2 separate regions of the Homo sapiens genome follow, and region 2 is linked to region 1. Evidence: read pairs that join two places in POLR2A ChIA-PET (ENCODE). Cell type or tissue: CD4-positive, alpha-beta T cell. All regions are shown on one strand. Links, peaks and the distances in the headings refer to the core of each region. The heading gives the core; the rest is flanking DNA.

Region 1 (5,422 bases), core at 357-4,356:
GGTTTCACCATGTTGGCCAGGCTGGTCTCGAACTCCTGACCTCAAGTGATCAGCCCACCTTGGCCTCAAGGTGTTGGGATTACAGGCATGAGCCAACATGCTTGGCTGGTCACCTCCTCTTTTAAGGGATCCCAAAGTGCCTTTCTTTTCTCTCCCTTCTCCCCTCAGGTTACAGGGCCATTCATTAAAGTCAGGTGGTCTTTCTACAGAAGAATTTTTGCTTTAGTAGGCAGTTCAACTGAGATGCTGTTGAAAGTGTCTATATCCCTGCAAGGAGGGATTTTTTTTTTTTTGACCGAGTCTCACTCTGTAGCCCAGGCTGGAATGCAGAAAAAGTATTTGATAGAATTCAACACTCATTCATGGTTTAAAAATAAAAAACTTCTTAGCAAACAAGTAATTCTTAAAAATAATCTTACAAAGGCATTGTAAAAGCCCTATAGCAAACATCACATTGAGTGGTGAAATATTGAATGTTTTCTTCTGATATTAGAAATAAATCAAGAAGACATGCTATCGCTACTTCCATTCAACATTGTGCTTGGATTTTACCAGTGCAATAGGGCAGGAAAAAAAATAAAAATCTTACGTCTTATGTATTGGAAAAAAAGAAATAAAGTTGCTATTATGCATAGGCAACATGATTATGTACATAGGATTTTTTTTTTAATCTACAGATAAAGCCTGGCACAGTGGCATGTGCTTGTAGTCCCAATGCTTGGGAGGCTGAGGCAGGAGGATTGCTTGAGCCCAGGAGCTCAAGGTTGCAGTGCACTACAATCATGCCTGTGAATAGTGTCCTCCAGCCTGGGCAACATAGTGAGACTCCATCTCTAAAAAAAAATTTTTTTAAATCTACATACAAACCCTTAAAATCAATAAAATTTAGCAAGGTTGCTGGATACCCTCTCTATATACAAAAAACAGTAGATTCTTTTTTTTTAATCTTTTTTTTTTTTTTTTTTTTTTTGAGACGGAGTCTTGCTCTGTCACCCAGGCTGGAGTGCAATGGCACAATCTCAGCTCACTGCAACCTCCTCCTCCTGGATTCAAGAGATTCTCCTGCCTCAGCCTCCTGAGTAGTTGGGATTACAGGCGCCCACCACCACACCCAGCTAATTTTTGTATTTTCAGTAGAGACAGGGTTTCACCATGTTGGTCAGGCTCATCTTGAACTCCTGACCTCAGGTGATCCACCCACCTCGGCCTCCCAAAATGCTGGGATTACAGGTGTGAGCCACCGTGCCCAGCCAAAAACAGTAGTATTTCTACTAATAGCTACAAACAATTAGAAAGTGAAATTCTAAAAATGAGACCATTTACAATAACATCAAAGCAAGACATATCTAGAAATAAATCTAATAAAAGATGTATAAAACTACATACTACATCACTGACAGAAATTAAAGAAGACCTAAATAAAGGGTGAGAGGGATATATCACATTCATGGATTGGAGGACTCAAGAATATTCATAGCAGCGCTACTCTAAATAGCCTGAAAACTGCAAACAATTGGCTGGGCATGGTGGCTCACGCCTGTAATCCCAGCACTTTGGGAGACCGAGGCGGAGTGGATCACCTGAGGTCGGGAGTTCGACACCAGCCTGGCCAACATGGTGAAACCCCTGTCTCTACTAAAAATACAAAATTAGCTGGGTGTGGTGGCACATGACTATAATCCCAGCTACTCAGGAGGCTGAGGCAGGAGGATCACTTGAACCCAGGAGATGGAGGTGGCGGTGAACTGAGATCGCACCATTGCACTCCAGCCTGGGCAACAAGAGCGAAACTCTGTCTCAAAAAACAAACAAACAAACATTGCAAATAATCCAAATGTCCCTCAACTATAGAATAAACAAATTCATTGTGCTATAATTATACAATTGAATATGAATATTCACAAGAAATGAATACACTTCTGCTTCATGCAACAACATACATGAATCCCGTAAATATGATGTGGAGTGAAAGATGCTAAACACAGAAGATCATGACTCTTTGTGATTCATTTATATGTAAAATTTTATTCATAAAAAGTTCAAAAGCAGATAAAACTGATCTGGTGTTAGGAATCAGGATAGTGGTGGTTCTTGCTGGGGAGTAACAACGGCAAGGGCCCAGGAGAGAAGGTTTCTGGGGTGCTGGCCACCCTCTATTTCTTCATCTGGGTGGTGGTTTCACAACTGCTCTCGCTTTGTAACAGTGAAGCCATGCATTTATGGTTTGTGTACTTTTCTGAGTGTATGTTTTAATTCAGTAAGAATTTTAATTAAAAAAAGTAGGGGCCGGGCGAGGTGGCTCATGCCTGTAATCCCAGCACTTTGGGAGGCCGAGGTCAGGAGATCGAGACCATCCTGGCTAACACGGTGAAACCCCGTCTCCACTAAAAATACAAAAAATTAGCAGGGCATGGTGGCCCACGCCTGTAGTCCCAGCTACTTGGGAGGCTGAGGCAGGAGAATCGCTTGAACCCGGGAGGCAGAGGTCGCAGTGAGCTAAGATGGTGCCACTGCACTCCAGCCTGGGTGACAGAGCAAGACTCCGTCTCAAAAAAAAAAAAAAAAAGTAGGAAGTGGCAAATTGTGACGCAAAGGACTTCTAAGGCTTCTCAAACTCAGTGACCTGGCTGCCGTCCGTGTCATGTGCTGCTGAGCAGTAGAGCTGAGTACTTTGTGTTTGTTTTATCGTGTAATCCTCTCGGATTAAATGCACTCTGTGAAATCGGTATTATTCTTTTTTTTTTTTTTTTTTTTTTTTGAGACGGAGTCTAGCTCTGTCGCCCAGGCTGGACTGCAGTGGCCTGATCTCGGCTCACTGCAAGCTCCGCCTCCCGGGTTCACGCCATTCTCCTCCCTCAGCCTCCCCAGTAGCTGGGACTACAGGCGCCCGTCACCACCAGCCCTGCTAATTTTTTTTTTTTTTTTTTTAGTAGAGACAGGGTTTCACCGTGTTAGCCAGGATGGTGTCGATTTCCTGACCTCGTGATCCGCCCGCTGCGGCCTCCCAAAATGCTGGGATTACAGGCGTGAGCCACTGCGCCCTGCCGAAATCGGTATTATTCTTATCACCACCCCCATTTTGAAGAAAACACAGCAGTCCTCTCTTATCTGCAGTCGCACTTTCCATGGTTTCAGAAACTCACGGTAAACTATGGGCTGAAAATGTTAATTGGAAAATTCCAGAAGTAAACAATACATTTTAAATTTTGCACCATTCAGAGTAGCATGATTAAATCTCTCGCCATCCTGCCCATGACATGAATCCTCCCTTTGTCCAGTGTACCCTCGCTGTATACACCACTCACCCATTGGTCACTCAGTAGCCCTCTTGGTAATTAGATGAAAAACACAGTAGACATAGGGCTCCGTACTGTCCTTGGCTTCAGGCACCCACTGGGGAGCTTGCAACTTACCCCTGAGGATAAGGGGGACTGCTATACTAGCATATATATATATATATTTATATATATATATTTATATATATAAATATATATATATAAATATATATATATATAAATATATATATATAATGTGTGTGTGTATATGTATATATGTATATATACACGTATATACATGTATACACATACACATATATGTATATATGTATATATACACATATACACATACACATATATGTATATATGTATATATACACATATACACATACACATATATATGTATATATACACATACACATACACGTATATATGTATATATACACATACACATACACGTATATATGTATATATACACATACACATACACGTATATATGTATATATACACATACACATACACGTATATATGTATATATACACATACACATACACGTATATATGTATATATACACATACACGTATATATGTATATATACACATACACATATATGTATATATGTATATATACACATACACATATGTATATATGTATATATACACATACACATATATGTATATATGTATATATACACATACACATATATGTATATATGTATATATACACATACACATATATGTATATATGTATATATACACATACACATATATGTATATATGTATATATACACATACACATATATGTATATATGTATATATACACATACACATATATGTATATATGTATATATACACATACACATATATGTATATATGTATATATACACATACACATATATGTATATATGTATATATACACGTATATACGTATACACATATATGTATATGTGTGTATATATATACACACACACACACACATATATAAATATATATATATATTTTTTGAGACAGAGGAGTTTCACTCATGTCACCCAGGCTGGAGTGCAGTGGCACCATCTCCACTCACTGCAACCTCCGCCTCCCAGGTTCAAGTGATTCTCCTGCCTCAGCCTCCCAAGTAGCTGGGATTATAGGCATGCACCACCATGCCTGGCTAATTTTTTGTATTTTTAGTAGAGACGGGATTTCACCATATTAGTCAGGCTGGTCTTGAACTCCTGACTTCAGGTGATCCACCCACCTTGGCCTCCCAAAGTGCTAGGATTACAGGGGTGAGCCACTGTGCCCATTCTATACTAGCAAATATTATTCCTCATTTTACAGATGAGGAAACTGAGGCCCAGAGAGTTTAAAGTAACTTGGCTAAGGTCACCTGAGGAGTAAGAACCAAGAGTGAAATCTCAGCAGTTGGTCCCAGGACCCATGCTCTTTGCCACCGCACTGACTCAGCCTGTCAGCTGTGTCTGTTCCACTCCTTTCCCAGTTCCTGGAAAAGTGTTTCCCAAGCTACATAATTCATCCTGCAATTCATGCGACATCTTTGCCATGTTTGATGACACGAAAAACAATAATGACTCCTATTGTATTCCAGCACTTGCCAATAAGAGACAGACTTTTAAAGAGCTTGGGACATGGTGCCAGGAAAATAGCTGAACCAAAGGTCTTCTGTATTTTGTCAGTAGAAGTGGAGTTGTGTGGGGTAGCACAATATGCATTTTCACTGCCAAGAAACTTGCATAATGATTTTCTGCCTCTTTAAAGGCCTGAATCTATTAAGGCTTTTTAATTGGTAAAGAGTAATACACGAAGCAAATGGAAGGTATTATCCATCCCCAGCATCTCTTTGTGTCATCTTTTCTCTAGGAACTGTTAAAATGTCTCAGTTCACTATGCATAAAAATTCGGAGTAATCAGTGTATTCTATAAAAATGCAGAGAAAAGTTTTAAGGAAATACACCAGATTATTAATAATAGTTATCTCTGGGTTGTTCTTGTTGTAGACTCAAATTTTCTATAATGGATATATGTCAACTTTGAATGCAGAAAGCACTTTTCCAATCAGGTTAAAATATATAAAGTTTTATAAAATCACATAACTACAATTATATTGAAACGTGTACATAGTAAAAGACTGGGAGAAACTGTTCA
Region 2 (5,422 bases), core at 456-4,455, 980 kb before region 1:
TAGGACCTGACCCTTTGGGAAGGAACCCAGAGTTCATAACCCTAAGTGGGTGATTGAGATGGTGTGCGTCACATAGAGCGTGTTGGAGGAATGATCGTTTGGTTGTATAAGGGATGTTGGCTGGCCTTACAGATGAGATGTTTGAACTGGGTCTTGAGTGAGTGGGAATTTGTTAGGGAGGTGTTAGTGCAGTAGGAGCAGAGATTGTGAAGGCTTTTGTGGGCCTTTTGTGTGGGAGAAAGGTTATAGTTCTGTGGAGTGTGGGGCAGTGTGGGCCAGATTTCTTGACACTTGGAAGCCATGAGAGAGTTTTAAGCATGCGACATATATGACTTCATTGGCTTGGTGTCAGAAGAGAGTTTGGAGAGGAGAGACTGAGACAGCAAGTCCAGTTAGGAAGCTGTTGCAGAGGCCCAGGGGTAGATGAATCTGGAGACCCAGAGGCCCAGGGGTAGATGAATCTGGAGACCCAGAGGCCCAGGGGTAGATGACTCTGAGACTGTCAGGATGCATGAATCTGAGAGACTGACAAGGGAGTCCTTAGGAATAGGAGACCTGGCGATTCTATTATATCAGACTGGAGAAGTTTCTGTCCTCTCCATATTTGCTTGTGTGTGGTGTTGTTATTGCTCACAGCAGTCTATTTTTGAGAAACACCCTTAGAGCAGAGTTGTGATTAAGAGTGGAACCATGTTGGCCATCATAGACTGATGGTCATGCCCTCTCCCAGTGACACTATGCTGACCCCTCTAGATTTAATGTCCAGAGGACCTTCTCTACTGATGTGGGGACCAGCATCTGATATAGTTTTATTTGTCCCTGAAGCCAACCTAGAGGCTTTTATTTGAACTTTGCTATTGATTGAGGCCATCAGCATTTCAATATTTGAGAAAAACCATAGAGGAACTTGTGATTTCTGCTAAAATGCTGAGAGGATTGATTTTGTCTTGGACATGCTCTCTCATCCTTCCCCTTGATAGCAAGTAATGCAGACTCAGGTTTGAGTTTTGACTGTGCCAAGTGGCTATGAGATTTTGGGTAAACATGATAATATAGGTAGTTGATACACAGTGAGTACTTTGTGCCAAATACTCTTCTGAGCTTAACAGATGTTAAGTGGGTTATCATGGGTAAACATGATAATATAGACAGTTGATACACGAGTACTTTGTGCCAAATACTCTTCTGAGCTTAACACATGTTAAGTGGGTTATCGGTAAACATGATAATATAGATAGTTGATACCTAATGAGTACTTTGTGCCAAACACCCTTTTGAGCTTAACACATGTTAACTAATTAATTTTCAATACCATGAAGTAGGTTCCTATTATTATTATTTCAATTTTACCAGCAAGGAATCCGAGGCCCAGACAATTTATGTAACATACCTAACATAGCCAGCCAGTAGCAGAGCTGGGATTTGAACCTTGGTAGTTAGGCTCCAGGGTCCATGGGCAAGCAGATGATACTGTTTGGGGAGAGTTAGTTACGAGGGTTAAATGACAGTGTGTATAAAGCGAAAGCATAGTGTCTGGCACACAGTAATTGTTTAATTGATGGTGTCTAATATAATATGCAAATATATATTATGGAAGAGTCTATATAATTTTAATACAGTTTTATAAAGAAAATTGGTTTTCTACCAATTGGCTAGAAAATTGGTAGAAAATATATGGGTAGAGAATTTTCTATACATTTATGGGTAGAAAGATGTTTGGAAATACCAAAGTATTGATGGAGGTTATTTCTGGTGATGCAGCTATGTTCATTTTATTTTCTTCTTTGCTTTCCTGTGTTTTCCAAATTCTCCTCAGCAGATGTAGATTGTTATTATTTGAAATATAAGTCTAAAATATGTTGTTGTTTTTTAAAACTAAAGATTAATGGGATCTCACCAGACAAACAGGACTTCCCACAGTCCAGGAAGAGTGAAGAGCCCTGCAAAGCTATAGTGGTGTGAAACTCTACACCATGCTTAGTGACTTTGAAGTTGTTTGGTCTTTTTTCAGTTCGTCATTGTCTATTAATTTATTTGTAGTGTTTTAGACACATATTTTCTTTGCTTTGCTTTCTTTGTGGGTTTAGAAAGCCCTTTACCTTCCAAGAGAATAGAAATGTTAGGACAGCAGTTTCTTGTGCTGCTGGGGAGACTAATCAGCCCTCTTATAATCAGTGACTCCCTGCTGCCTGGAGACGGCTTGCAGGGTTGCCCGTGGGAGAAGCAGCTCCGGGGCTTACAGTTTGAAGTGTCTGTCCTTCTAGCTTTCAGTTTTGGGCTCGGTCTTGACAGAGTGTTTTGTTTTCCTCGTCTAGTGCATCATGGTGCACATGGCATTCATTTTCTGCATAGAGTCTTGTGGCTGCTGTTTATACTTCAGTTTTAGCTAAACCTTCCCGTGTGAATTTCTGCTGTGCCACATTGCTTGATTTAAGTCCTGTCATCCCTTCCATACCTTTATAATTTGGTGGAAATCTATACAACTGTTGTTGTAAGAGGCAGAAAGAGACAGGAACTTAATTTTAATTATACAGGCTTTTTTTTTCTAATTTAATGGTTTTTATTAAATTTATTAAATTCATTCATTTAATGGTTTTTATTAAATTCATTAGTTTATTAAATCATGAATTGAATTTGAAATTATTTTCTCTGATGATAGGTTTCTCACCCAGGGCATCACTTATTTTTTTTCCAGGTATTTGACCAGTTGTCCTAATGCTATTATATATAATATATATATAAATTATATATATATTTTTGGAGACAGGGTCTCGCTCTGTCACCCAGCCTGGAGTACAGTGGTACAGTTATGGCTCACTGCAGCTTCAACCTCCTGGGCTCAAGAAATTCTCCCACGTCAGCCTTCTGAGTAGCTGGGACTACAGGCATGCACCACCACACCTGGCTAATTTTTGTACTTTTTGTAGAGAGGGGATTTCACCATGTTGGCCAGGCTGGTCTTGAACTCCTCGGTTCAAGCGATCTGCCTGCCTCTGCCTCCCAAAGTGCTGGGATTATAGGTGTCAGCCACTGTGCCTGGCCTATTATTATTATATTTTTAAGAGACAGGGTCTTTTGTTTTGTTTTTGATATGGAGTTTTGCTCTTGTTGCCTAGGTTGGAGTGCAATGGCACAATCTTGGCTCACTGTAATCTCTGCCTCCCAGGTTTAAATGATTCTCCTGCCTCAGCCTCCCAAGTAGCTGGGATTACAGGAGTGTGCCACCACACCTGGTAAATTTATATTTCTAATAGAGACGAGGTTTTACCATATTGCCCAGGCTGATCTTGAACTCCGGGGCTCAAGCAATCTGCCTGCCTCTGTCTCCCGTAGTGCTGGGATTACAGGCATGAGCCACTGTGCCTGGCCTATTATTATTATATTTTAAAGAGACAGGGTCTTCTGATTTCATTTTGAGACAGAGTTTCACTGTTGTTGCCCAGGCTGGAGTGCAGTGGCGCGATCTCGGCTCACTGCAACCTCCGCTTCCTGGGTGTAAACGATTCTCCTGTCTCGGCCTCCCGAGTAGCTGGGATTACAGGAGTGTGCCACCACACCTGGCTAATTTTGGTATTTTTAATAGAGACGAGGTTTCACCATGTTGGCCAGGCTGGTCTCGAACTTCTGACTTCAGGTGATCTGCCTGTCTCGGCCTCCCAAAGTGCTGGGATTACAGGAGTGAGCCACAGTGCCCAACCAAGAGATAGGTCTTGCTCTGTCGCCCAGGCTGGGTACAGATCTCGGCTCACTGCAAACTCTGTCTCCTGGGCTCAAGGGATCATCTAACTTCAGCCTCCTGAGTAGCTGGTACTACAAGCACACGCCACCATGCCTGGCTAATTTTTTTTTTTTTTTTTTGTAGTGATGTGGTTTCACCATGTTGCTCAGGCTGGTCTCAAACTCCTGAGCCCAAGTGATTCACCCACCTGGGCCTCCCAAAGGGCTAAGATTACTGGCATGAGCCACTGCGCCTGGCCTCTGGATTTCTTAATTGGATACCTAGGCATTTTATGTTGATTGTAATTATAAACTTGTTTCCCACTGTTTATTGTTGGCATAAAGGAAAATGTTTGCTTGCGGTGAATATCTCAGAGGTAGGAATTAACCAGATCTCATCCAGTTCTGTATTCTTAGTGCTAACTACTGGACTTGGCCCAAGTTAGGCTCTTAATAAACATTTGTTAAGCAAATGAACACTTTATGTACATGGTGTTGTCCCTTTTTCCTCTTTTGGACTACTTTAGCTACATTCCCAGGAATAGAATTGTGGGTCAAAGAATGTGAACATTAGTATAGCTTCTAAAATGTGGTAAATTTTGATAGGTGGACATTGTTTACTAAAGGGAATAAAAGCTTAGATAAACTTGTTGTTTAGTGGAGATGATGAGGCCCGACTCCCTGTAGATGCTGCTGGGTTGCTACTCCAGCCCCTGTCCTCACAATCATGTACTTCCTGCTGAGAGTGGGCCCATAATATACGTGTATTGAAATCAGTTAACTTGTAATCAAACAACTTTATTGTGGGACTTGTCTAAGCATCAAGTTGAGAGCTGGTGGGAGGCTGAGGGGAGTCTCTGGGGCCCAAGAGGAGGAACAGGTGGCCAGGGCCTGTCTCACACAAGAGTGGGCTTCTGGGTTTTGAGCTACTGGAGACCTGGGGACAGCAGCTTGTGGGAGCAGCTGGGGCATCACATGGTACTTCTCAGCCAGCTGTCAAGGACTGCATTCCCACCTCAAGCAGAATGTGGATGGCTTGCTTTTATTCTCCGAGCTGGTGCCTCATGTCTTGGCCCCCAAAGGCAGCAGATGGCTGTCCTGTAGAATTGTGCCCACCCAATCCTTGTCTGCCCCTCTCCCTCACCCAGGACGTTCATGCAGCCATGTAGGAGACAACTACAATGGCTTTCCAAGATGTTCAGCTTGGTCTCATATTGGGATTGGTGCCATATTTGACCTGGGATTTCAGCAGTATTGAGGAAGTAGCAACAATTGAACATGAGAGGATGAGTCAGATATTTGAGTGTTTATATTCAGGACACTGTGCAAGACATCTTGGATCGTATTGAGACCAGCAGGTCTGGTCTCTGCCTTTAAGGAACTTGGGTTAGTGAGGAACACACAGGGAGTGCCCTCACCTCCATGGGAGGGTTACCTGGGCTACAAGATTCTCTGAGCTCCCTATTCAGAGAATGGAGACAAAATGTACACCCAGATCAGGGAAACCTGCTCTGAAGAGGTGGCCTTTGCATTGGATCTTGAAGGGTGAGTAGGAAGGAGCTGAGGAGACTGGTGTTAGGGGAGACAAAATGCACACCCAGGTCAGGGAAACCTGCTCTGAAGAGGTGGCCTTTGCATTGGACCTTGAAGGGTGAGGAGGAAGGAGCTGGAGAGACGGGTGTTAGGGGAGACTCAGGAGCTGGCC

What was found. Peaks named below come from ENCODE experiments on the same cell type or tissue, not always from the same donor. Only the 100,000 strongest peaks of a DNase experiment are listed, where the experiment ranks them.
Region 2: POLR2A ChIA-PET joins it to region 1 with 8 read pairs; 1 of 35 experiments calls an interaction of 5 or more read pairs at or near these places.

Annotation. Positions count from the first base shown.
Region 1 is chr15:77,076,030-77,081,451 of GRCh38, reverse strand. No RefSeq gene overlaps it. Among named protein-coding and RNA genes, the nearest start is that of TSPAN3, 7.6 kb to the right of the region's middle. In CD4-positive, alpha-beta T cell, for the core only: no CTCF peak of the experiment used is centred there; a DNase peak (open chromatin) is centred at 2,611.
Region 2 is chr15:78,058,911-78,064,332 of GRCh38, reverse strand. All of the region lies in intron 1 of TBC1D2B (TBC1 domain family member 2B), which reads left to right. Among named protein-coding and RNA genes, the nearest start is that of TBC1D2B, 16 kb to the left of the region's middle. RefSeq lists an enhancer at 2,155-2,264. In CD4-positive, alpha-beta T cell, for the core only: no CTCF peak of the experiment used is centred there; a DNase peak (open chromatin) is centred at 2,242; H3K4me3 peaks cover 754 bases; H3K27ac peaks cover 1,344 bases.